Linked DNA regions of Homo sapiens: regions 2, 3, 4 and 5 are each linked to region 1. A link is a loop called in an ENCODE intact Hi-C map of the cell type or tissue named here. Cell type or tissue: GM12878. All regions are shown on one strand. Region 1 overlaps IGFBP2 (insulin like growth factor binding protein 2). Region 2 has its middle 6.0 kb from the start of LINC01963. Region 3 overlaps SMARCAL1 (SNF2 related chromatin remodeling annealing helicase 1). Region 4 overlaps XRCC5 (X-ray repair cross complementing 5). Region 5 has its middle 21 kb from the start of MREG.

Evidence for each region. Peaks named below come from ENCODE experiments on the same cell type or tissue, not always from the same donor. Only the 100,000 strongest peaks of a DNase experiment are listed, where the experiment ranks them.
Region 2: a loop joins it to region 1, with 10 times the contacts of the local background. A loop is called at or near these places in 10 of 110 quality-filtered maps.
Region 3: a loop joins it to region 1, with 2.3 times the contacts of the local background. A loop is called at or near these places in 8 of 110 quality-filtered maps.
Region 4: it touches region 1 in a loop (4-fold over the local background); 7 of 110 quality-filtered maps call a loop at or near these places.
Region 5: it touches region 1 in a loop (5-fold over the local background); 22 of 110 quality-filtered maps call a loop at or near these places.

What each region holds. Positions count from the first base shown.
Region 1 is chr2:216,664,030-216,669,029 of GRCh38, reverse strand. It overlaps IGFBP2 (insulin like growth factor binding protein 2), which reads right to left. Exons shown (of 4, transcript NM_000597.3): 4 at 4,594-5,000. The coding sequence ends at 4,926. Among named protein-coding and RNA genes, the nearest start is that of IGFBP-AS1, 28 kb to the left of the region's middle. In GM12878, CTCF peaks have their summits at 2,240 and 4,374 (motif pointing right); a DNase peak (open chromatin) is centred at 2,259.
Region 2 is chr2:216,220,388-216,225,387 of GRCh38, reverse strand. No RefSeq gene overlaps it. Among named protein-coding and RNA genes, the nearest start is that of LINC01963, 6.0 kb to the right of the region's middle. RefSeq lists an enhancer at 2,067-2,276. In GM12878, a CTCF peak has its summit at 2,670; DNase peaks (open chromatin) are centred at 2,367 and 2,417; H3K27ac peaks cover 2,084 bases.
Region 3 is chr2:216,415,192-216,420,191 of GRCh38, reverse strand. SMARCAL1 (SNF2 related chromatin remodeling annealing helicase 1) reads right to left here. Exons shown (of 18, transcript NM_014140.4): 3 at 4,677-5,000; 4 at 3,885-3,935. Among named protein-coding and RNA genes, the nearest start is that of SMARCAL1-AS1, 5.2 kb to the right of the region's middle. RefSeq lists an enhancer at 2,379-2,438. In GM12878, a CTCF peak has its summit at 2,753 (motif pointing left); a DNase peak (open chromatin) is centred at 2,301; H3K27ac peaks cover 1,358 bases.
Region 4 is chr2:216,111,830-216,116,829 of GRCh38, reverse strand. It overlaps XRCC5 (X-ray repair cross complementing 5), which reads right to left. Exons shown (of 21, transcript NM_021141.4): 2 at 3,701-3,814; 3 at 1-171. Among named protein-coding and RNA genes, the nearest start is that of XRCC5, 5.0 kb to the right of the region's middle. RefSeq lists enhancers at 1,602-1,651, 994-1,926, 1,810-2,104, 1,830-2,124, 2,542-2,611. In GM12878, a CTCF peak has its summit at 2,004; DNase peaks (open chromatin) are centred at 1,969 and 3,039; H3K4me3 peaks cover 3,510 bases; H3K27ac peaks cover 3,881 bases.
Region 5 is chr2:216,031,577-216,036,576 of GRCh38, reverse strand. It overlaps a transcript of MREG not described here and a transcript of PECR not described here. Among named protein-coding and RNA genes, the nearest start is that of MREG, 21 kb to the right of the region's middle. RefSeq lists an enhancer at 4,093-4,322. In GM12878, a CTCF peak has its summit at 2,416 (motif pointing left); DNase peaks (open chromatin) are centred at 2,386, 2,969 and 4,436; H3K4me3 peaks cover 971 bases; H3K27ac peaks cover 3,071 bases.

The DNA.
Region 1 (5,000 bases):
AGGGATGTTCCACCCAATCCCACACCATGTATTGTCCTCCACGCTGGACATCACAGTTGCAGTTCATGTTTTTTTGTTTTGTTTTGTTTTGTTTTTGAGATGGAGTTTTGCGCTGGGATGCCATGGTGCAATCTCAGTTCACAGCAACTTCCGCTTCCCGGGTTCAAGCAATTCTCCTGCCTCAGCCTCCAGAGTAGCTGGGATTACAGGCGAGCGCCCCCATGCCCAGCTAATTTTGTAATTTTAGTAGAGATGGGGTTCCACCATGTTGGTCAGGCTGGTCTTGAACTCCTGACCTCAGGTGATCCACCCGTCTTGGCCTCCCAAAGTGCTGGGATTATAGGCATGACCCACTGTGCCTGGCCCAGTTCACTTTCTAAACACCAAACCAATCATGCCCATCCTCTGCCTAACTTCTTTCCTTGGTACTTAACTTTTGGTCCAGAGTTCAAATCCCTCAGCAACACACCCCAAGTCGTTCCTGATGTGCCCTGGCTTCCTCTTCCTCTCGTTCCTCTTCCACCTGCCGCCTCCCTTCACCACATGTATCCCCAACCATGCGCCGGTGTCCAGGCTCATTGTCCAGCTCGTGACTTAAAGGTTTTGCCGGCCAGGCATGGTGATGCACTCCTGTAATCCCAGCATTTTAGGAGGCCAAAGTGGGAGGATCACTTGAGTCCAGGAGTTCAAGACCAGCCTGGGCAACATAGTGAGATCGCTGTCTCTACAAAATAAAAATTAGCCAGGCATGGTGGTGCACACCTGTAGTCCTAGCTACTTGGGAGGATGAGGTAGGTGGGAGGATTGCTTGATCCCAGGAGCTCAAAGCTGCAGTGAGCTATGATCATGCCACTGCACTCTAGCCTGGGCAACAGAGTAAGACACTGTCTCTAAAAATAAATAAATACAGACATAAAAATAAGATAAAGTCTCTGCGCATGCTGCTCCCTCTGTCTGAACCCCAGCCCCCAACACCCGCACCTGCACATACATGCATGCATGAGGCACGTACATCCTCCCGCTCCTCTCCCCAATCTCAGCTTCTTCCTTCCAACTCTGCCTTCACCCTCTCTGAGACACCTTCCCTGACACCAGACTTAACTATTTCTCCTAACTTGCCCAACATCCCCTACTGGAGGGGTACCGCCATCCATGGAGGGCCATCTTTGGGTGTCGGGGCTGTTTCCTTCCACAAGAATCTCAGCCCTTCAGGACAAAGGCTGTAATCTTCTTCATCTTCATCATCTTCATAGCCTGACATCCTAATACCGAGCCTGGGATATAGTGAGAGCTATTTTTTTTTTCTTTTTTTTATGACGGAGTCTCACTCTGTTGCCCAGGCTCGTGCAATCTCAGCTCACTGCAACCTCCACCTCCCAGGTTCAAGTGATTCTCCTGCCTCAGCCTCCCAAGTAGCTGGGATTACAGGCACCCGCCACCGAGTCCGGCTAATTTTTGTATTTTTTAGTAGAGACGGGGTTTCACCACGTTGGCCAGGCTGGTCTTGAACTCCTGACCTCGGTTGATCCACCCGCCTTGGCCTCCCAAAGTGCCAGGATTACAGGCGTAAGCCACCATGCAAGGCCGAGAGCTACATTTAGGCAGCACTTACCGTGTGACAGAAATGATTTTATATTCTCAAAGCAAGTCTTTTAAGATAGAAACTATCCCAATATTTAAAGAGGAAGTAAATGAGATTCACAGAGGTTAGAAATATGTCCAAAGGCACATAACTCAAGAGTCTGATTCTGTTCAAAGACTACCTCACCTCCATGGTTACGCTTTTAACCACCACATCTTATTATGTAGTTAGTATTCAAGACACATCAAACAGATTCAGGGATGACAGTGGTGACTGTCCAAATGTAGAGAGCATAAGAAGAGGGATAGCCCCGTGGGCATGACCCATGCAGTCATACAAGGCTGACACTTAGTTTAATGTTCTGCTATTTCTGTCTTGACATTCTTAATAATTTCTGAATAAGGGACTCCATATTTTTATTTTGCCCTGGATCCTATAAATGAAGTCAACCAGTCCTCCATAAGAACCACACAGGAAGCAAGTTTCAATGCAGACTCCCAGGCCCCTCCCCGAGCTTCTAACTCAGGGGATCTGGGATAGGGCCAGTGGTAACAACGTCTCCAGCTGACTCCTTCTGGACCACTCCTCTTCAATGCAACAGACTCTCCAAGGGCCCGATGTAGGCTCAGCTGCAGTTCTGCATGCTGCCACACAGTGGCAGTATAGCCCCGGTGTTTGCTTAACGTTCAAAGAGGCACAGTTAGTTCCAGGTGAGAGATGTGCTTGACATCTTCAAGATCCCTGCCCAGCCAGCCATCTTCCCACGTGGATGCAATGATGCTTCCTCTCGGCAAAGGTTTCTAGGTTGCACTGCACATCAGTGAGTGTGGTTCCTGCAGCTAGAGCCACAGCGGAGGTGCTGCTCACCCACTCACCCATAAAAGCTACCTCTTCAGAGGGTTGGGTACAAGAGCACTAAGGGTAATGGAGGGGAAATGGGCAAGGAGATTGTGGCATCCTCAGAAGCCCTCTGGAAAAGTTCAAAGAATGGACAAGGTGGCAGCCCTGGGGCGTGAGGTCTGGCAAACACCTGACCCAACAATGGCCCCATAGTAACCCCTCCCGTTTTATACAGTCCTAGTTTTCAAAGCACCTTCACATCTAGTCTCACACTAATACCACCCTGCTATTTGAGGCTGATAACATCCCCAATAGACAGATGAGGAAAACAGGCTCAGAGAAGGTGGACAGCATAGCCCCAGGCAATGGAAAACGAAGTGGTGGGAAAGGATCCAAGCCCAGGTGTCCTGACTCCGGCCTTTTTCTTGCCTTATCCCTCCCTGGTTCACAATCACCATGGAACCTAAGAAAGGAAAAAGACCCTGCCTGGGCTCCATGGCAAACCAGTTACATCAGAATGTCTGAAGCTGAGGTACTGGCATCAGTTTTTGTTTTAAGTGCCGCCGTCGAGTCAAATGTTCACCGAGGTTGAGAAACACCAGGCTTCCCAGGAGGGCAGGCACGGGCTGCTCCACCCAGGGATAGCAGCTCCACCTGGGGACAGCAGCCCCGGGGCTGACTGCTCTTTGCAGCAACTCAGAGGGCAGGGGGAAGGGCCAGCTGCAGCACGCATGCGCCGAATGAAAGACAATCAGACCCCATGCAGGGACTGCTGAGCTTCAAGCTCCAGGTCCATCCAGTGCCCAGAGCCCTCTAGGCCCTCTCCAAGCGTCTCACCTGCTTCCATCCACGGGGCCAGTATAACTCAGGGGTGGGTGGCTGCCACACGCTGGAGTTAGGGGTCCCCAGACCCAGGGCAGGAGAGTTTGGGCACTTCTAGTTACACTTTTCCTCATCTGTAAAGTGTAACTAACAATAGTGCCTGTTTCACGGATGCACAAGGATCCGCTGAATGAATACTTTTGGGGCTGTGGCCAAGTGCTGGCCTTGGCCCGGTGCAGCCTAGAACACACCCTCCTGGCATGGCTCCATCTATTCTTGGGGATCTGGTTTTCCTGCACTCCAAGAAAGCTCATCTTGTGCCATTTCCAAAAGCTGTCTTGCATTCCAGCTACACTTATGTCACACCTGGTAAAGGGCCCGCCATCCCTCCGCCTCCCTACACTCACCAGATGGAAGGTCTGGAAGGTAGTGGATTGGGCCAGGCCCCTAGGGAGCCCCTCCTCTGTGGGAAGGGATCAGACTCCAGCCACAGGAGAGGGGAGTGACAGGAGAGGCCAGGCCCTGGGCCACGTACCGAGGAAGGTTAGGGGGGCAGGGACTGTGGGCCTCAAATGGTGAGCTTTCTCCCCCCATGGCCCATTGCAAAGGCAGGGGTCGGGGTGCATAAGCCCCCTGGAATTCACTGGAGTTGAGAGGCCAGCAGAACAGAATGGCAGATGTAGGTGAGCTCTGATGTGGAACTCTGCTAAGAAAGGCCACATTCTGTGCCTCCTTCCACAGTCCCTCAGCCTGCACACCTTGACACACTCATAGCCCTTTGTTTCAATTGATATTTGCTGGTCTGGACACCAAATCCCTTGGGCCCCTTAGAGAGCAGCATCTGAATTCTCAGTGGTGTCATCCTTATGAATAAGCCAGTTAACCACAGCCCTACTCCCTTTCTTTGGGGGCTGAGTGGAAATGTCTCACCCTGGGCAGGAGGGAGCCTCCTTTATTTCAGGGGCCAGACAACCCCAATCCCAACGTTTCCTGTTCCTTATCTCCCACTGCAGTGTTATCTGAATGTGCGAGGGAGGAAGCCGGACCCACGCTCCACATCTCCCCATCCCCAGCCCGTGACTCATCCTGCCCCTGTACAGCGCCAGGCAGGGGCCACATGGGGGCAGAAGCCTCACCTGGGAGTCCTGGGGCTGCACTGGAGGGTTTGATCTGGATTCAGGAGGTTCCCATTCCTTCTTATTGCCATTTCATGAATGGGAAACGGAAACGGCCTTTCCCATTTTCCTAGGAGCCAGGGGCAAAGCTGGATGATGGCGGGTAGGCCAACCTAGGCCAGGCTCTGCATCTCTCCCTGGAAGACCCCAAAGACTCAGGCAAAAGACACACACTTTACTTTTCCTTCCTTTAATCTTATGCAAAAGGGACACAGGGGTTCAAAAATAAAAATTTCTCTTCCCCCTCCCCAAACCTGTACCCCAGCTCCCCGACCACAACCCCCTTCCTCCCCCGGGGAAAGCAAGAAGGAGCAGGTGTGGCATCTGCAGCTGGGAAGAGAGAGGCCGGGGAGGTGCCGAGCTCGGTGCTGGTCTCTTTCCAAATATAAATACGTGTGTCAGAACTGGAAAATCCTCCAGCACCCACCACCCAAGCACTCTCCGTTTTCTGCCGGTGTTTGGAGAGGGGCGGGGGGCAGGGGCGCCAGGCACCGGCTGGCTGCGGTCTACTGCATCCGCTGGGTGTGCACCCCGCGAGCCTCCTGCTGCTCATTGTAGAAGAGATGACACTCGGGGTCCCC
Region 2 (5,000 bases), 440 kb after region 1:
CCGCAGGGTCCTCTGCCTAGGAAAACCGGAGACCTTTGTTCACTTGTTTATCTGCTGACCTTCCCTCCACTATTGTCCTATGACCCTGCCAAATCCCCCTCTGCGAGAAACACCCAAGAATGATCAATAAAAATAAAAAATAAAAAAAAAAAAAAAAAAAAAAAAAAAAGAACACATGGCATGGGCTGGGCGCGGTGGCTCACACTTGTAATCCTAGCACTTTGGGAGGCCTAGGTGGGTGGATCACGAGGTCAGGAGTTCGAGACCATCCTGGCCAAGGCGGTGAAACCCCATCTCTACTAAAAATACAAAAAAACTAGCCGGGTGTGGTGGCGAGCACCTGTAATCCCAGCTACTCAGGAGGCTAGGGCAGAGAATTGCTTGAACCCAGGAGGCGGATGTTGCTGTGAGCCGAGACTGTGCCATTACACTCCAGCCTGGGGGACAGAGCGAGACTCCATCTCAAAAAAAAAAAAAAGAATACATGCCATGTGTTACCCTAACTTCATGAGTCAGGTGGGTGCCAGGGGTACCAGAGAGCCAGGCTATCTCTAGCACCATCTAAGAAACTGTGATATCAAGACCTCTTCTTCCAGCCTGAGCCACAATCTTTTTCCACACCTTCCCTCCTTTCTTAAGGACCAATGAAAGGTATAAAGTCAAGGTATTTCCAGAGATTTTCCCAAACTGCACATATCCTGGGCTCTGGCATCAGGAGTCTCTTCTTTTCCCAGAAGCCTGGACAACCTCCCACTGACAGAGCTGATAATAAATGAGTTCATTATCAGGCTGCTGGGGCCCATGACAGCCCATCTGCTGGCATGATTAATTAAAACTTTGACTGGCGATGGGGGTGCCATCTCAGGGTCAGAAAGCAATTAATTGGAGCATCATCCAGGCCATTATTTCTGTTGGATTCTAGAATGACCAATGCCAGAGAGCAAGGTCTATGTGAGTCAGTCTCAGTCTCATTGCCTTACTCTCCTTTTTTTGTTTGCTTGTTTGTTTTTAAGACAGAGCCTCACTCTGTTGCCCAGGCTGGAGTGCAGTGGAACGGTCACAGCTCACTGCAGTCTCGACCTCCTGGGCTCAATCAATCCTCCCATCTCAGCCTCCTGGGTAGTTGGGACTACAACTGTGCACCACCATTGTGCAGCTCATTTTCGTATTATTATTATTATCGTAGAGACAGGATTTCGCCATGTTGTCCAGGCTGGTCTCCAACTCCTGGGCTCAAGCAATCCGCCTACCTTGGCTTCCCAAAGTGCTGGGATTATAGGGATGCCATTTTTCACAGAAATAGAAAAACCATTTCTAAAATTAATATGGAACCGAAGAAGAGCCCAAATCACCACCATACCTGGCCTCCTTACTCTCCTTTATATTTCTTGCAGTCTCTTCCCCAGGCAAGCCCACCCTAATGAAGCAGAGACAGATTGGTGGGAATCGGATCCTCAAATCCTCTAAGTGGAGCAGGAGGATCATCCTCTTAGGGCTTTCTACTCCTCCCAGGAGTGGGGAGTATTGGGATTCAAAAGAGGGTTTCACTCTGTTTTCTTGACTCTTGTGCTCAAGCACAGCAAACTCATCATTTTACATCCTTGTATTTGTCAGGTTTCCCCAGAAATAGGATATATATATATATAAAATAGGAACTGGCTCACATGATTATGGAGGCTGAGAAGACCCATGATATGCTATCTGCAAGTTGGAGAACCAGGAAAGCCAGTGGTGTAATTATCTGAAAGCCTGAGAACCAGGAGTGCCAATGTCTGAGGGCAGAAGATGGATGCCTCAGCTCCAAGAGGGAGAACAAATTCACCCTTCCTCTGCCTTTTGTTCTGTCCAGGCTCTCAACAGATTGGATGATGGCCACCCACATGGGTGAGGGTAAATCTTCATTACTACTGATACAAATGCTCATCTCTTCCAGACACACCCTCACAGTTACTCTGAGAAGGTTTTATAGCTATCCGGACATCACTTAACCCAGTCAATAATTATGGATATATAATTAACCATCACAGTCTTAATATAGCGATGTTCCCATCACTCTCTGTGTTCTGCTAATGAGCTGCAAAGCTGCTAGGTAAGGCCTCAGGCCCAAGCAGAGATCTTCAGCCCATAGAACCAGAAGCCCTGCATTTGGGGAAAAGCTAGGGGATTTCCTGGCCATAAATAAGGTTGTGGTTTTGGTCCCCAACTGGCTATGATCATGGTTTGCTTATCTCTGTAGTGAGAACACAGAGGGGAAAGAAGGACTCAGACTCTGGGAATAAACCCTGCCACCTCTGGAAACACACAGGAGAGGCACCACACTTCTTTTTTGTGCAGCCCACAGCTCCTGGCACATCACAGTGAGTTCCAACGTGGATGTCTCACTGGAATGAAGTCACAGGAAATGATTAGGTACTTTACTGTGCCCTCACAACCCAGAAAAGCTGTCAGGTTTGCCTTTGGTCAAACAAATTCTGTGTCTGTTTCTATATCACCTCTTCTGACTGTCTCAGTCCCCATGCTCTTCTACTACTCTTGAAACAAAACTTAATCCGGATCCATCATTCACCCCAAGATATAAATAGCTGATTACAGTTAAACTATTACTCTTATTAGGAGCATCGCATCTTCTCCTTTTCTAAGACAGCATCTCCCCCTGTTGACCAGGCTGGAGTGCAGTGGTGCAATCTCAGCTCATAGCAGCCTTGACCTCCAGGGCTCAAGTGATGATGCTCCCACCTCAGCCTCCTGAGTAGCTGGGACTACAGGTGCACACCCCACATGCCTGGTTAATTTTTCTATTTTTTGTAGAGATGGGTTTTGCTGTGTTGCCAAGGCTGGTCTCAAACTTCTGGGCTCAAGCAATCTGCCTGCCTTGGCCTCCCAAAGTGCTGGGATTACAGGCATTAGCCCCCAAACGTGGCCAAGGAGCATCTCCATTTTAACAAGGATCACAGCCTTGAGCTATGGGAATGAGATAGGTGCATTTTTAGAACAATGAGTGAAGGGAGCTTTGCAGTCTTTGGGACCTCCTAGAAATGACCTTTTGTACTATCATGTTAGCCAGTCCTCTTTTTCTGTATCCCCAATATTACCCCTTATTGAAGTTAGCATGATTTCACCATGTTATCACCAGGAAGAAAGTGAGGTGCAGCATTCCTCATCTGGCTGGGCTTGTCACATGAGACTCATAATCATAGGAATAAAGATGGAGAAGTCTTGGATTAAGTAGGACCTTGAATTAACTCATGTGCATATTCTAGTTAGGCTTTTGTGCTTCTGATAGGTGATTGTGCTTTTTGGTACCATGAAGGAAAGAGGAAATGACTCAGAGGCAAAAGAGGAGGAGTCTGGCTGCAGGAGTATGGCACAAGTATAGCTAAGAGAGGAGAGGCCAGGCAGGACATTGGGGCCATCCCTGTAGGACACTGACTCACACCAAGAGATGGCTAAAGAGGTCAAGTTCAAGGGAGACTAAAGGAAGACCTTCTGACTTGTCCCCTCGAGCCCTGAGCTGTATAGAGTCCATTTGCCTCCAAGCTATACAGGAAGGAGCATCCAGACAGCCTTTCTGCCAGTCTCACTCCACACAGATATGTAGAGCTACATATTAGCAAGAGTAGGAGGGAAACACCAGGACACGGTTCCTAAACTTGGCTGTACACTGGAATCAGCTGGGGATATTTCAGCGCTATTTATTGTTGCCTGGCTCCTACATTCTGATTTAATTAGCAGGGCCTGTGACCTGGGTGCTAGTTTCCACAGGTCCTCAGGTGAGGTGAATGTGCAGCAAAGATTACATCAGGAGCAGGTCTGAAGCCCTGCATGCGCCTGCCAGTGGCCAGCTTCTGTGATGCTTACCCCACTTCTCACAAAGCATGGCTTCTGGGGACAGGACAGAGTTGCAGGATGCTCAGTCAGTGCTCCTTGAGTGCATGAAGGTGGGGGCCAGCACGCCTGCAGCCCTGGGAAGACAGCGCTTACTTTGTTTTCCTTCTCCATAGGGCACACAGGCAAAGATGACACAAGGTGAGAGCTTTGCGGAAGGAGGCTGCAAAGAATGGGAGGTAGCAAACTGCAAGCACTTTCCTGAAAAGGGGGAAATGGTCAGAGGGGGACGTGGCTGAGGCAGGACAGGTGTATCATGGTGGAGCAGTGAGTAGGGCAGGTGGCTTGCTCTGAGAGGAGAGGAGAGAGCTGGGGTGGGGTGGGGGACAAGCTGACCCAGCCTGACAAGTGGGCTGAGGGAGCTTATGGGCACATGCTGTTGATACTGGGGCACCTTTTCCCAAGAATCTCAGGACAGGGCTCTCCACTCTCTTGGGGCTGTCCTGGATAGTACCTCATTCTCTCCCAAGCGATGTCAACTGCGTCTGAATTGTTCTCCTTGCATCCTGCCTCTTCAGTGCCTCTCCATCCTATTTGCACATTGCTGTCAGAATAATGCTGCTGAAGTGCCCATCTGACTGTATCTTTCTTCAAAAACAGGGTTTCTCCCACCATAACTGCCCTAACCTATCTTTGTCATCTAACTGCTCACCATTTTCCATCATGCACCTGACCTCACAGCAAACCAAACCACTTACCCTTTCCTGCATCTGGTCTGAACTCTGCTGTGTCCTCTATTTGAACGTCCTGGTCCTTTCCTCTTCATTAAATTCCTGCTCCATTTGTGGTTCATCTTAAATGCCACCAACTCCAGAAAGCTTCCCGTTACCAAGACTAAAATGAGTATCTTCTCAGTGGCTCTGAAACTCTTCTCAGCTCTCTTTTATAGCCCCTCTCATCTTGTAGATTCTGGCTGTTTGTGACCTTCTCTCCCTACTGGACCATGAACTTCTGGAGGACAACGAATGTGTGTTCTTCAAACTCTAATCTTCCAGAGTGCCCAGCAGAGCTCTGGATATAGCAGGTGCTCAATACATTATTTATTAAGCGGAATTTTACAGTCAAGAAACCTAGGACACATGTCAGAGAATGAGTAGGCACATACCTGCTTGTGG
Region 3 (5,000 bases), 250 kb after region 1:
GAGGCACTAGGTTTGGCAGGAAGGCAAGAAAAGGCACTGTTAGATTAGGAAGACTTGAAAGTGTTTTTTAGTTGGGGCTTTGGGAATTTCAATATTTGCTGAATGTAACTTTCCATCTCCGTAAGTTTTTCTTTTTTTTTTTTCTTTTTTTTTTTTTTTTTTTGAGACGGGGTCTTGCTCTGTCACCTAGGCTGGAGTGCAGTGCCGTGATCATGGCTCACTGCAGCCTCAACCTCCCTGGCTCAAGTTATCCTCCACCTCAGACTCCCCAGTAGCTGGGACTACAGGCGTGCACCACCACATGCGGTTAGTTTTCGTATTTTTTGTAGAGTCAGGGTTTCGCTATGTTGCCCAGGCTGGTATCAAATCCCTAAGCTCAAACCATCTACGCACCTTAGCCTCCCGAAGTGCTGGTATTACAGGCATCAGGCACCATACCTGGCCTCCCTACATTTTTCACATCAAAACATTTAAAATTCAGAAATTAACAAGGGGAAGAGGAAGCTCGCCAGGATGAATAAACTTATTAGATAATTTCTGGCACGGTGTCGGAGAAGCCACTGAAGTCAGCACACCACAAATCACCCAGTTAAGCCCACTCCTAGGTCGCTACTCTGTCTACTGCTCAGAGAACAAAGGAGTGAGGACCAGGATCACCAGGTCACAAACACACAGTTCTGAACATTATTTCATCTACTACAGATGCATTTTATAATGAACAAATTCAGCTGTGTAACACTAAGCTGTCAACAGACACACACTGGAGTGAAAGGAAAAAAACCCTGAGTAAAGAAATATAAAAAGAACCCATGCTTTAAAAAAGTACTAAGACCACAAAAGAAGAGGGTAGTGTAGCCAATTCAAAACAGGAGGAAAAAGACTAAGAAACATTTGAAGAAATGTTCACCTTCACAAATAATCAGAAAAATAAGATACTTTTTTACTTCTCAAACTTGCAGGATGAGAAACAATTAGATATCCATATTGCTAGTTGGGAATAAAACCTGCTGGAAAACAATTTGGCAATTATAGCAAGAGCTCTAAGAATAATGATTCAACTTCTGGGAATCTATCCCAACTACCAGTTGAAAATACAGACAAAAACTTAGGTACGAAGGTGTTCCTCTACAGCTTTAAAACTGGAAAAACTGGCAGCCAATTAAAATCAAGCAGGAAAAAATAAACAACAACAATTTAAGCAATGTATGACACATTCATAAGACAGAATGTTATACAGCTATCAAAATTTATTTTGTATTAAAAATTCTGGAAAAGACAAAAGTAGTTCAACAACACGAAACCATTTCTTGAAGGTCAAAATGGCCCATTATGATAATGGACACATTTTCATCACTTAGAATTAACTGTTAACATTCAGTAAAGTAAATATGCTTTATGCTGGAGTATTAAATTAAAAGGGCAAAATACAAATTATATGCATATATAAAACTTTATATTTTAACGCATAGAAAAAAGGCTGGAGGGAATGAAACCAAAATGTTAATAATGGTTAGTTGAGTGGGGAGATTACGGGGGATGGTTTTTCTTCTTCACACGTCAAAATATGTTCTACAGTGAGTATGTGGTAGGGTTAATGAAGCCAAATCCAGAGATATACCTAAAGCAAAATGACAGAAAGACTGACACAGAGACAATTTTATATGTTATACCAATAAAAAGCCAATCATGAGACACAATCATGAACCTATCTGAAACTTAGAAATACAAGGAGAAATTCACAAATCCATAATTATGGCAAGGAATTTCAAGGTTTATCTCAGCAGGCAAAAGCTCAAGTGTGTAACACATTGGTAAAGATGCAGAGGAGCCAAACAATTAGAAAAATTCATCTGAAAGCTATATGGAGAATTTTTTTTCTCTTCTATGAGCTTCATTGAGAAGTATATATGGAGAATTTTGTATCCAATAAACATGGTTTTCAAAACATGTGGAGCATTACACAAAGCAATGATAGTCGGGCACAGTGTCTCACATCTATAATCCCAACAGTTTTAGAGGCTGAGGCAGGTAGATCACCTGAGGTCAGGGGTTCAAGACCAGCCTGGCCAACATGGAGGAAGCCCCATCTCTACTAAAAATATAAAAATTAGCCAGGCATGGTACACGCCTGAAATCCCAGCTACTCAGGAGGCTGAGGCAGGAGAATCACTTGAACCCGGAAGCCAGAGGTTGCAGGGAGCCAAGATCGCACCACTGCACTCCAGCCTGGGCGACAGAGTGAGACTCTGTCTCAAAAAAAAAGTAACGATATCACACAAAAAACCTAAATGAATCTGCAAAAGCAGAAGTCATCTAAGTCACCATGCACCGTGGTCAGAACAAGAGTAAAAAGACAAAACAACCGCAACAGGGGAAACCACTGGTTTAAGATCACCAGCAATGAGAATACCAGGTGTCAAAATCTGCAATCTTTATCCAGAGCCTTGGGTCTCCCCGTTCCAACACCAAATAAATCGATTAAAAAATGAGCCCTCACTAGACGGAGCTAGCAGCAGCAGCGTTATGGGTTGAATTGTGTCCCTCCAAAATTCATGTTAAACACACAGCCCAGGACCTCAGAATGTGATTGTATATGGAGATAGGGCCTTTAAAGAGGTTAATAAGTTAAATGAGGTCACCAAGGTGGGCGATAATCCAATGACTGGTGTTCTTCTAAGAAAAGGGAGAGACCCTAGGGATTTGCACACACAAAGGAAAATCCAAACAAGGACACAGAGAGAAGACAGCCACCTGCAGGGCATGGAGAGAGGCCTCTGAAGAAACCAACCCTACCAATCTCAGGCTTCCAGCCTCCAGGACTGTAAAAAATAAATTTGTATTGTTTAAGCCACCCAGTCAGTGGTACTTTGTCACGGCAGCCCTCGCAAACTAACAACACTAGCAGCTACCAAAGAAAGATATCGCCTAATGTACACATTTCAAGAATTGGAGGCCAAGGAGAAAACCAGGAAATTCTGCAGGGAGCTGTCCCATCACTGGCCCAAACCACCTTTCCCAGAAACTGTACTGGTGCCTCCAGATAATCCTACCTCATACCCCAAATCTGCAAAGTGACCTAAGCATACATCCTTATCTTTTCCTTTCTTAAGCTAGGGGGAGGAAGAGACGGTGTAGAAATGGCAGCTGGGGGAGAAGAGTAAAATAAATGGAAGATGAAAACACACAGGGCTGACGCTTTGACACAGGTGTGCAAGCTCCATGTACCAGGATCAAGTGACAAAAACTTTAGTGTATGACAGTTTTCTCAGAAGACAGAGGGACGTAACCAGGTGCTGACTATGACCAGACACTGCATTAGCTGGAACTTGCCTGGCCAATGCCCCCTCCTTGCATTTTTGAGTAGTTAGCTGCACAGAGAGTACTCTGAGGATCTGTGCTGTTTGCTGAACTGTTACCTTCCTGGGAGCAGGGGCTGGCAGGCTGCCTGAGCTGCCTGTCACTGCTGGGGCCAGCATAGTCTGGTGGGAACGTGTAGTCTGAAGTCAGACTGTCAGGGTTTGAATCCCAGTTGTACAACTTATTGGCTATGTGACCCTGTGTTACTGACTCATCGTCCCTGGGCCTCAGTTTCCCCATCTGTAAAAAAGTCATTATAAGGAATAAAAGTTAGCATAAGGGGCTTAGAATAGCCTAATGCAAAGCAAGCATCATTTAATGCTAGCTTTTGTTAATACTACTAACGGCCTTCACCCACAGAGCTGCCTCATTAGGCTAGACAGAGTGGGAAGGAGTGTTGGGGGGGGTGCCCTGAAAGCTTTCACCACCTGTAAAGCCATGCACTCCATAAGCTGGACTACATGTGATACTCTAAAGATTTTCAGCACCAGTGCCACCCTCCATGAGACAACCATGTGTCTACTTACTCAGGGCACTATAGTCATTCATGCTGAAGTTCCACGTCTTGGTGTCAGGATCTGAAACAAAACAGAGGACTGATGACTGTTGACAATTTGTACTTAGGCACTCAACACAAGCTTGTCTTCTAAATGAATGAATGAAGGACGCCAAGTTCAAAACAGCTGACCAGCAAGCCCCCACTGATCTATAAAAATCTCTGTAGAGGACAAATAGTAAATATAGATAATTCTTTTATTCCATGTAGTGGAATCCAACTCAGGCCCTGGGAAGTTATGAACTTCACCTAAGAGGACTGAGGGCAGAGTTAGGACTAGAATCCAAGTTCTCCAGGTCGTAGTGTGGTCAGGCAAAGCAGTATGAGGAGTAATGGCTCTGGCCTGTAATTGAGCTAGTCACATCCTGACGCTGCCTTTCCAGACCAATGAAACTGGGCCTGTCACTTAATCTTGCTGGGCCAGTTCCATCACCTTAAAAACTAAAATAACATCTACTTATTTCAAAAAAACTGCTGTTCAGCTTAAGTGCTACAATGCATATAAAGCACCTGGCAGAGGAAGCGTCTTCTCAGTAACATTCAACTGTTCTCCAGATGGCCACGTGACAACCATCAAGTTTGGCAGCTGTTTAAGGGAATGACTATTATGAAGGGAAACAAGCTAAAATTGAAAAATTTTTAACAACTGGATGGACAGCATGTGCCAATGCACTCTCTTAATATTTATGAGAAACTGTTAGATTAAAAGAGACTCCAAAAATAAGAAAAAAAAAAAAAAACAGCTGAAAAATGAAGACATTACCATAATTCTTGCTGGGCAGGGTCTTAAACACTGCAATGAGTTCCGCATTGTACCCAATCAACACCTGGAAACGATCGCCGTTCCTTACGCACTTTCCCTTCTGAGAGTTCACTCCTTTTTGGACTGAGGACCCTGACTTCTGCTGGAGTCTTCCTTCTGTCCTGGGCGTTACACTCTCTGAGCTAGAATGGATGTAAGAAATGTTCTGCCCCGAAGGGGAGGCTTTTGCTGTCTTGGCCTCTAACTTAGCATCCCTGGGAGGCTGTCCAGAGGAATGAGCTGGTGTCTCTTGGGAACTCTTTGGTTTGGCCAGAGGCTTATGAG
Region 4 (5,000 bases), 550 kb after region 1:
AGAACCTGGTTGGATTTTGCTTTCAATGTCCTCCAGCAAATCAAAATCTGGTAGCATCAGATGTCTGTGCACTGTGATGTTCTGATACTGATCCCCACCAGAAAGGGGATTGTCAGTGCCATCTGTACCAAACAGGACTAAAGCAATCTCATCCTTGTTCTCAGCAAACACCTAGAAAAAAATGTCAGATGGCTGAAAACCATATTAGAACAATCTGGAAGCAATAAAATACCTAACCTTCAGGGAGCAGGACAACCAGACCTCCCTATGGCAGGTCCCTGGGGCCATATAGTATTGGGCGGGATGAAACATGAGACTTACAGACAATGACAATTCTTAGGTTCTGAACAGATGTTTTTCATTGACCATAAGTCTCACCCTTCATTTCAGCAGAAGTTGAGGTGTGGAAATAGGAGGGTAGTAAGTGTTCTTGATGATTTCCAGCGAAATCAAACTCTAATTCTCAATGAGAGAACCAAAAATGGGTAATGTGAAAAGATTTTAGTATGTCTTTATGGAATGTCTAAGGTTTAAATTTTCCAGAGGTTAAAAAAAAAAGTGCAGGATAGCCTATATCCCAGCAATTTCAGGGGCAGGCATATACAGTATACCCTAGAAAAATTATGTACAGATAGGAAGTTTACACTTCAGCACTGTTTATGATAGGGCAAAAACTGGAAGCAAACTATCAAACAGGAGAATGCAAAAATACATTGCAGAATATTTATACAACGAAATATCATACTCCAGTAAAAATGAATAAATTTGTGCAACACGTATCAACATGAATAGATCTAAAATAAGTTGATAAAAGATATGCTGCAGAATTACATGTAGCATATAAAACCATTTACACTTTTGACAGCTTTATACAATACTAAGTATTTATGAATATATACTTATGTCCAAGTATAAAATATACATGGTAATAACTACCAAAATCCTGAGAAAAGGAGAAGAGAAAAAAAGGGTAAGGAAGGGCCTCCAGGTTTATCTGTAACACTTTATTAAAAAAAAAATCAAACAAATATGAAACATTAGGATTTACAGCATAAGACAATGGGAAAATTGGTTACCTGTATATTCTCCATATTTGCCTATTTTATGAAATATTTCATAATGAAATATAAAAACAAAAAATAGTATCTGACACAAAAGACAGTCCTGTCTAATTATTAACATAAGCCTTTTTACATTGATGGGGAAGAGTGCTGTATGGAGAGATAATGGAATTCTGTCATTCTTCATTTTTGTAGGGTCTGTTTAATCCTTTAGTCTGTAAACAACACAACAATTCCCAGTTGTACATGGACTAACGGTGTCTGGGTGCCTGCTGCTGGATTCAAGCATGCGTAGCATACTGGCTGGGCAGGTATCTGCCGCCTAGACAAGCATCCATCTTAAGGCAAGGTAATCTTGCCCTAGACAAAATCTCAGTCATGGGAGGGGAGGAAATTCTGAATGTAGTATGGGACTGGCACTAAGTTCCTGATTCTGACTTCCTGATTCTGACTCTTTCTCTCTACAACAAAAACAAACAAACAAAAAAACACCTATACTCTTGTTACTGGGGTGTAAGTCGGCAGTTATCCAGAGAAACTCCGGAGTGGCGACTCCGCAGTAATCTCGGTTCTTGGTCTTCTCGAAGTAAACAATTGAAACGACAGACATAAGCAAGGTTTAAAGCAGGAGGAAAAATTTATTTTAAGCAAAGTGAGAGTTTACTGGAGAAAGCAGAGTACACTTGGAAGAGAACCAAGAGGGCCACGTGAAAAATCAAGTGCCCTGCGCCCTTCTTTGTTTAGTTTTTAGACCGCCCCGCCCCCCAACCACCGGCGCCATCTTTTCCCGGGCTTCCAGTCTCCTTTGTTCCTCCCTTGAGCAGCCCGAATTAATCAACGCATGCGCACTAGCCCTGCTACTGCTTAAGAGGGGGCCGCATGCGTAGTGTGGTTACTAGTCATGCGCATGCTCAGTAGCGGCAACTCGGCATTATTGGTCGAGCGCCCCCAGAGGCAGCTTTTATACCAGTTAAAGTTCACCATCTTGCTCTTTTACTGCGCATGCTCGAAACCTTAAGGATTATAGCTTGCTAACTCCAGGTGTTTTCTGTCTGTTAAGATTCCTGTAATTCCTGACACCAATCATGGCCACTTATTACCTTACAGTGATAGTTTTATGCCCGCCTGTCTTCCCCTCGATGATAACCTGACAGCTTTGGGGCCCCTCCCTTGCCCTGCTCATCACTTCAGAGGGACGGATTTCTAATTGCCTAACCATGGCTTCACAAATGCCCAACATTCTCGGGGGCCCTCTCTCCTGCCCTGCTCATGTCTACTTACCTTCTCTAACAGCATACCAGGGGACAGCCACACTACTTGAATTCCACCAACACAACTATAACCAAGAACAGGGTTAGAGCACCTTCCTTGACACAACACCTCAAGGACTCCAGGTCATCAAGATTTTTAAAAATCTAGAATGACAGGTGGGAAGTACTAGTGCCCAACGGAAGTGTAAACACACAGAAGAAACAGAAGTGTCCAGGAGGAGCAGCAGTAGACAATGAAAGAAGCAGGAACTCATGGACTTAGCAAAAGTGGCAGTCATACCAAGTAGAAGGGGCAGAAATAAAAACAGCTGATGCTTACATAGTGTTTACAATATTCCAAGCACTATTCTAAGCACTTTATCTACATTAATTCTTTTATTCTTCAAAACTACCCTATGTGACAGGTATCATTATTCTCATTTTACACATGGGACACTGAGGCACTGTAGTAGCTAACCTCCAAGATAGCCACCATCCGTTCTTTCTCTCCTTGTATTTGCAGGCTACTCTTTTTATCAAGAGAGGGAGTCTAATTCTCCTCCCTTAAATGTGACCTAACCTTAGTGTCTTGCTTGACTAACAGAAAACAGAAATGACTTTCTGGGGCTTCTAAAAATAGGTCTTAAGAAGCCACATAGGCAGGGTCTCATAGAAAACCCATTCTTGGGATACTCCTTAGAACCAGCTGCTTCATGTGAAAATTGAAACTATACAGAAACCACATGTAGAGATTCTAACGGACAGCCCCAACTGAGCTCACAGCCACTAGAAAGCATCGTCTTCCAGCCATGTGAGTGAGCCATTTTGGACATCTGGTCCAGTTGAGCCTTTGGGTGACTCCAGCCCCAGCTGCCATCTGATTGCAACTGCGTAAGAGGCCTCAATAGAGAATCACCCAACTGAGCAACCCAGTCATCCCACAGAACCATGAATGATGAATTTTTAAAATGTTACTTGAGACACTACATTTTGGGGTAGTTTATTACACAGCAAAAGATAACTGAACTAGTCACAAACAAGTTGAGGGACTTGTTCAACATCAGAAGGTTAGTAAATGACATGGCAGAGCAAGGATACAAACCCAAGCCATCTGTCTCTAGAGATTGTGCTTTTAAACATTACTTTTTACTGCCTCTTGTTTCCGATAAAAACTGTAATATCTAGTGAAGGGGCCAAAACGAGGGAAGAAAAAATATCAGACTCTAGTGGTAGGTGAAGTTGTATGTGAGTACATGTAAGGAAACTCCCCAGAATCCCCCCAAACAGAGGGGCTGGACACTATAAGGAGGCTGGTATCTTGCATTAGTAGGTAGAGGCAACAAGCAGTTCAAACATGGGTTACAAGCTCAGTGTCAATCTGAAACTTACCTGTCGCTGTACAAACATGGTTATCACCTTCTTTGCTTGTTCAAATGGGGATTCTATACCAGGAATGGAGTTACTCATGGTAAAGCCCACGTCCATACACAGCACAACAGCTGCCTGGAAACAAAGTTCCAAAGAGTGTTTGAGAAAATAAGTCGTAAGAAAAGACTGTAAGAATGTCCCTTGCTTATTGTATTCATGAACCTGTATCAGTATTTAGGAAAGGTGTGAAAAAGGGATGTGTTCTACATAAGAATGTGTGTAAGACATATAAATTTTCACTATGGAAAACCCTTAAATAGTCCTGATACTTTCTAAAAGCTACAGAAGTTTCTACCAGGAGAGGAACATGCTCCAGATAGCTGCCACTTCTTTGGCCTAAGCCCCAGAATAAACCCATGATGAGTACATATGATGCCAACCTGCAGGCCAGAGTTAAACCCATTTATGCCCAATATACATCAGACAAACTGCAGCTGACCTGCAGACCTACAAACATGAGAACAGATGCTTTCACTGTAAGTCACTGATTCGGGGCATAATTTGTTATGAAGCATTTTTGTCACAAGAAGTGACTGCTAGAATCTATATATATGCTAAGAGGTATACCCTGACAATTTGAGTCAGTTTGTAAACTGATGATCTAAAATAAAGACACCAAATCTATTCTAGTAGAGGACACAGACAGATAACAAATAATACCAGAACAATGTTCCATGATAGAAGTATGCACTGGGCACTGAGAGACACAGGAGGAGCATCCACTCAAGACTGGTGGAGGGGATACCAGAGCGGTGAAGGGGCAGAAAAGGCTTCCTGAATGTGGATTTCCTTGGGTGAGTCTTAATGAGTAGGAGTCAATCATGTGAACAAGTAAGTGACAGACGGAATCACATAAGCTAAGGCACAAGCCATTACATAGCAATCACGTATGTAGGAGACTAAGAAAATAAGAGAAACATAACCTAAAAGGAATACATGTAAAGTTATTTATACCTGGCTTCCAAATTTTACCTGAACACAAGCTGGAAGAGACCTGGATTGATGGCAACTCACAATTTCAGTGTGAATTATAAAATCAATCAACAACGTGAAATGTCTTTTGCACCACATTCCCCACACCTATCTTACTTCATCGCCTAAATATGTTGGTCTGTATCAACAGTGTAGTGAATTCAAGAAGAGAAAAGAAGGGTCTTCTGGTGAAAAAAGATAATAGCAATCGGGAGACCTGGGATCTAGTCCCATCTCTCCTACCCATTAGTTCTGAGTCCTTGGGAATGTCACTTAATCTCACTGTTAA
Region 5 (5,000 bases), 630 kb after region 1:
GGAATACCAGCAGGCGCTCAGTGGGTCATGTGGATTCTCTACAGTGTAAAAGTAACTCTCTCTCCTCCTGCTGGTGCCTGGACAAAGGGAGTTCAGAGATCAGTTCCAGCATCAGTCATAGTTTGTAGCTCACTGGGACCTTATGTCCCCTGGCAAGAGCCTCCCTCTTTGGCACCAGGATTTCCAGTGCTGCTATTCTCCTTAAATCCTGCAGCAGATCATTGGGAATGATGGAATGCAGGGCCACTCCCAGTTTCATCTACCGGATCCCAGACATGGTCCCAAACCTACTGGGGACATGCATCTTTGAAGACAGCAAGCACTCCATCCTGGCCCTTCAGCTGGGTCTTGGTTGTTCAAGCCCTCTATGAGGCTGGCTGCCTATGGATGGTGCGGGGTGTGGATACACAGTGGTTCCACAACCAGGGGCTCACTCTTTCGTCTCCTTCACTGGGAGGTGAGTCACCTGATTGGATGCTATGCCCCATGGGATTCCATGCCTATGGTTCAGGCTTTCTATAGCCCCCAGATAGTCATGGTGTCTGAGTCCCTGCAGGCAGGAAAGACAAACTCTTGCCTGGAAGAGGTATCTGTCACTATGAGGAGTGACGCAGAAACCACACAGCAATTTGAACAGGGCAAGTTAAAAGTGAAGAGTGATTATCACAGCAGATTGGAGTAGTGAAGGACTGGCTAGTAGGAAGTAAAAAGAACTTGAACATGAGAATAGCAGATATCAGGAGTAGCCTGCACCACTAGGACTAAGACTGAGAGCTCAAAGAAGAACCTTGGCTGGGCGCAGTGACTCATGCCTGGAATCCCGGCACTTTGGGAGGCTGAGGTGGGCAGATCATCTGAGATCAGGAGTTTGAGACCAGCCTGGCCAACATGGTGAAACCCCGTCTCTATGAAAAATACAAAAAATTAGCCGGCCTGGTGGCGGGCGTCTGTAGTCCCAGCTACTAGTGAAGCTAAGGCAGGAGAATCACTTGAACCTGAGGGCGGAGATTGCAGTGAGCCAAGATTGCACCATTGCACTCCAGCCTAGGTGACAGAGTAAGACCCTGTCTCGAAAAAAAAAAAAAAAAGAAGAGCCCTCCATAGCACCCCTGGGGCTGACACCCAGATTGAGTAGGGAGGGCATGGCTGTGAATCAGTGGAGGGCAGAGAAGTCACTGTGGTGCTCTGCTGGTGGAACTTGCTAGAAACCTGCCCTCTGGCATCCTGGGGAAAACTGTACAGAGAAGTGTCCTACCAGAGGCCTCTGATGCAAAACCCCCTGAGGGAGGTGCTGGGAAGCTGGTGCTCCTTAGCACTCCTGTGAAGCAGTCTGCACTGCACGGGTCAGGAAGCAAAACCCTCTTCCTCCTCCAATGTCTCTCCATCACCCTCTCCCAACAAAGCTTCAGAGCCCGCTGGCTCAGGGGAACAACTTAGAGGACCCAGATCCATTTTCTCAGAACAGAGGAGCAATTACATCTGGAGCCTGCCACTTGTCGACTGGCCGTCCTGTGGCCCATTGGTCTCCTTAAAGAGCAATGCCACTTCAGGGCTCAGCAATGATCTGTGTTGCAGGAAGGTTGGACATGCAGGGGCAGTGACAGCTCCGTTGACCTTGGTTAACAGGGAGTCCATGCTAATGGGCCGTCTACAGCCTGCCTCCATCACTGTGCCTGTCACACCAGTTCTGGGCTGGCCGGTGATGAAGTCCAGCTATCAACTGGCTGAGTTTTCTTGACTGCTTGGTTGTTCTACACCTCTTCCATGAGGATTGCATTCTGGGGACATTAACGTGGGAGGCGGAAATGACACTCCCCTGGAGCGCCCACTCCCCTGGGCTCATCCGTAATCCTCTACCCCAGACCTTGTTTCCTGGCCACTGTATATATTCTCATCTCGGGCCACTTTTCATTCCATTGTAGATACCAGTTGCACTCTCACACGCTGCCCATTAGAAAGATTTTCCATCTCCACCATCACGGGGCCACTCCTGAATAGAGCTATAATGAAGTTCTGACAACTGTGAAGGAGAGAGAGGAGGAAGGGAATTGGGTAGGAAAAAAAAATATCACAGACTGCAGTACAGTCCAAGAAAGAGAGGGCCAGGCAGATGGGAAGTCCTCAAGGCAAAGTCACCCATGGGAACCACCCTTGTCCCAAGGGAATAGCCTAGATGGACAGCAGGGCTGTGCTTGTCACAGGCCAGGAGCAGCCCGAGGGGAAGGCAGTGATGGATGGAGAGGGGCAGCAGCTGGGACCCACAGCCAATCAATTTTGTTTCCTGTAGCAGGAGGTCTAAGGGGTTTCTTTTCATGGCTGCCATTTGGCTATTCTGCAACTGTAAAACTTCACCATTGATCTCATTCATTTTTTAACATGACCTGGGGCTTGGCTCAAAGCAGTGCCACCTTGTGGTTAGTTTTGGAACACCAGCCTGTCTGGGCAGTGGCTTCTTAGGATGCAAGACCTGCTTGCAAAGCTTCAACTTGAGCTTTAGTTTCTTCCTTTGGTATTTCTTCTGCACTCCTTGTTTACAAGGATTTCATTTCAGCAAAGGAGCCATCTATTGAAATAAGATCAACCAGCGGGAAGATTCTAAACCATATTCAGGAAAGGTATGCTACGTCAAAACTAGCGATTACTGAGCCCATGTTTTAAGACAGCCAAATCTCTAGGCTATTTTGGATCTTATCCTGGACAACACTATTTCTGATTTGTATGGTAACCAAGGCCCTCTGTGGGTTAGTTTCAGCTTTCAAGCAGCCGTGGCTCAGTCTAGTGAGAGGCAGTCCTGCGTTCTGCCTGGTGGGAGTCAGAGTCTTAAGATTTGCCAAGTCCTGATGCCATCAGCATTCACATTGCCTTACAGAGGTCTCCTCCCCACTCCAAGATAGGTAGGCCCACCACCTGTTCTTGTCTGCAGCCTTCAGACTTGTTCTCCTTGAGGTCTTCAGTTCCGCAATAGGAAATATCTTGAAATCCCCTTCTTGACTGAGGCCACCCTTTGCTGAGGTTACTGACCTTTCTGCTTGCTGCTTCCTGGCATCCTGTTTCTCTCTGCTTATTTTGCCCTTTTCTGCCAGTTCCTTCAGGGCTCTTGTTGGATTCTCTCTTTCCATGAAGTACAGATTTTAGAGTGCACTGGAGTCCAACTGCTTGGGTTCGAATCCCAGCTTCTACCACTTACTCGCTCTTGTGAAGGCATTGAGACAGCGGAGGAATTTGTATGCAAAATTACTGGTCATTTTATTCAACGTGATAATGGCATGGCAGTTGTTATTATTTTTTATTTAAGAAATGTTGATTTCTAGGATTTACTTTAAAATATTCCAACTTAAAAAAATGGAGGAAGGGGGGTTGGTGAAATGAGATTGGCAACATGGTAATAATTGTCTAAGCTGGGTGGCAGATACATTATACATTATCTGTCTGCAGCTATATTATACATTATATGGTTAATTCTACTAGTCTCTCAATCTTGGGTAAGTTTAGAAGTTCCCCAACTAAAAGGTGTAAAGGTTTAAAATGTGTAAAATGAAAATGGCCTCATGAATTATGAATGAATTATTTGTATTCAAATAATTGTGGTTGGTTGTGGAACACCAGCCCGTCTGAGCAGTGCCTTCTTAGGATTCAAGACCTGGTTGCAAAGCTTCAACTTGAGCTTTAGTTTTTTGCTTTGGTATTTCTTCTGCACTCCTTGTTTACAAGGATTTCATTTCAGCAAAGAAGGCATCTATTGAAATAAGACCAACCAGCAGGAAGATTCTAAACCGTATTCAAGAAAGGTATGCTACATCAAAACTAGCAATTATTGAGCCCAAAATGAATTATTTGGATGGGGGTAACATGGGGAAGAGTGAGCTGACTACATATAAAATTTACTGGGGAGAAACAGGAGGGAGTTTGCACTGAGCCTCCTGTAGTTTATGGTGGTTCATGAGTGTGGCAGAGAGAGTGGAAGACCAGGTCCCAAATAGAATATATGTTTGATGGTGTAAAGCTATTGCCTTCTGACCTGGATTCTGCTCTGCAGGCCCTAGGAAGACCCCTGTACCCCTGGTCAGCCTCCCATGCTGGGTTAGCATTACCAGTTAGTCAGCTCTAGCATAAGCCAACTGGGTCAACGGAGGGTTGCAAGAAATGGACAATGTCATCCAATTATTCTATAGCATTGTTGTACCTGAGTTCATATGCTTTGAGTGGGGAAATTATATCCAGTTGGTAAATTTGGAAAAAAACTCAAACAAATCAGCAAAGTAAAAACAATATTCCTTGTTTCTCTTGCATATTTTGGACCATTTGGCTTTTGTTTTCATTTCTCTGGACTGAGTTACAAGTTTAGTCAGAGTTTGTAGTTCTAAGTATGACTCAACAGAGTCAGCTTTTTCAAATGCAAATGATTATCATGGACTTAAATAGCAAGGATTTGAAGAAAAAGAGTCATTTCTGTAAGTGATTCACAGTAGATGTAAGTTAGAATTTCTTACCCTGTAATTTTACCTTCTGCATGAAAAGCTGTCTATCAAAGGCTATTTTGTTAGATGTCTGGCTTCCTGTTCTCAGATGAACCAAGAAGAGAGGAACAGCCTATTTCTGGTTTTACTGAAGCCTTTTAAAAATCCTTGATGATTTAAGAAATACAAAAATACGGAGAAGTAGAGAGGTTCAATTAGAGTTTATAGTAAAAGATGAGGAGGAAGATAAAGTCCTCAGGTAGGTAAGACTTGCTGCGAGATTTAGCTGTGAGACATTGAATCTGGATTAGTTTCAATGGGATTGATTGTGAAGTGGAGGTAGGCTGGTATGGACATTAGGGGAATTGGGGTAAATGGATGCTTTTATCCAATTCTTTTCATTTCCCTTTCTTTCTTTCTTTCTTTCTCTTTCTTTCTTTCTTTCTTTCTTTCTTTCTTTCTTTCTTTCTTTTCTTCTTCCTTCCTTCCTTGTTCCTTTCTTTCTTTTCTTCCTTCTTTCCTTCTTTTCTTTCCTTCTTTCTT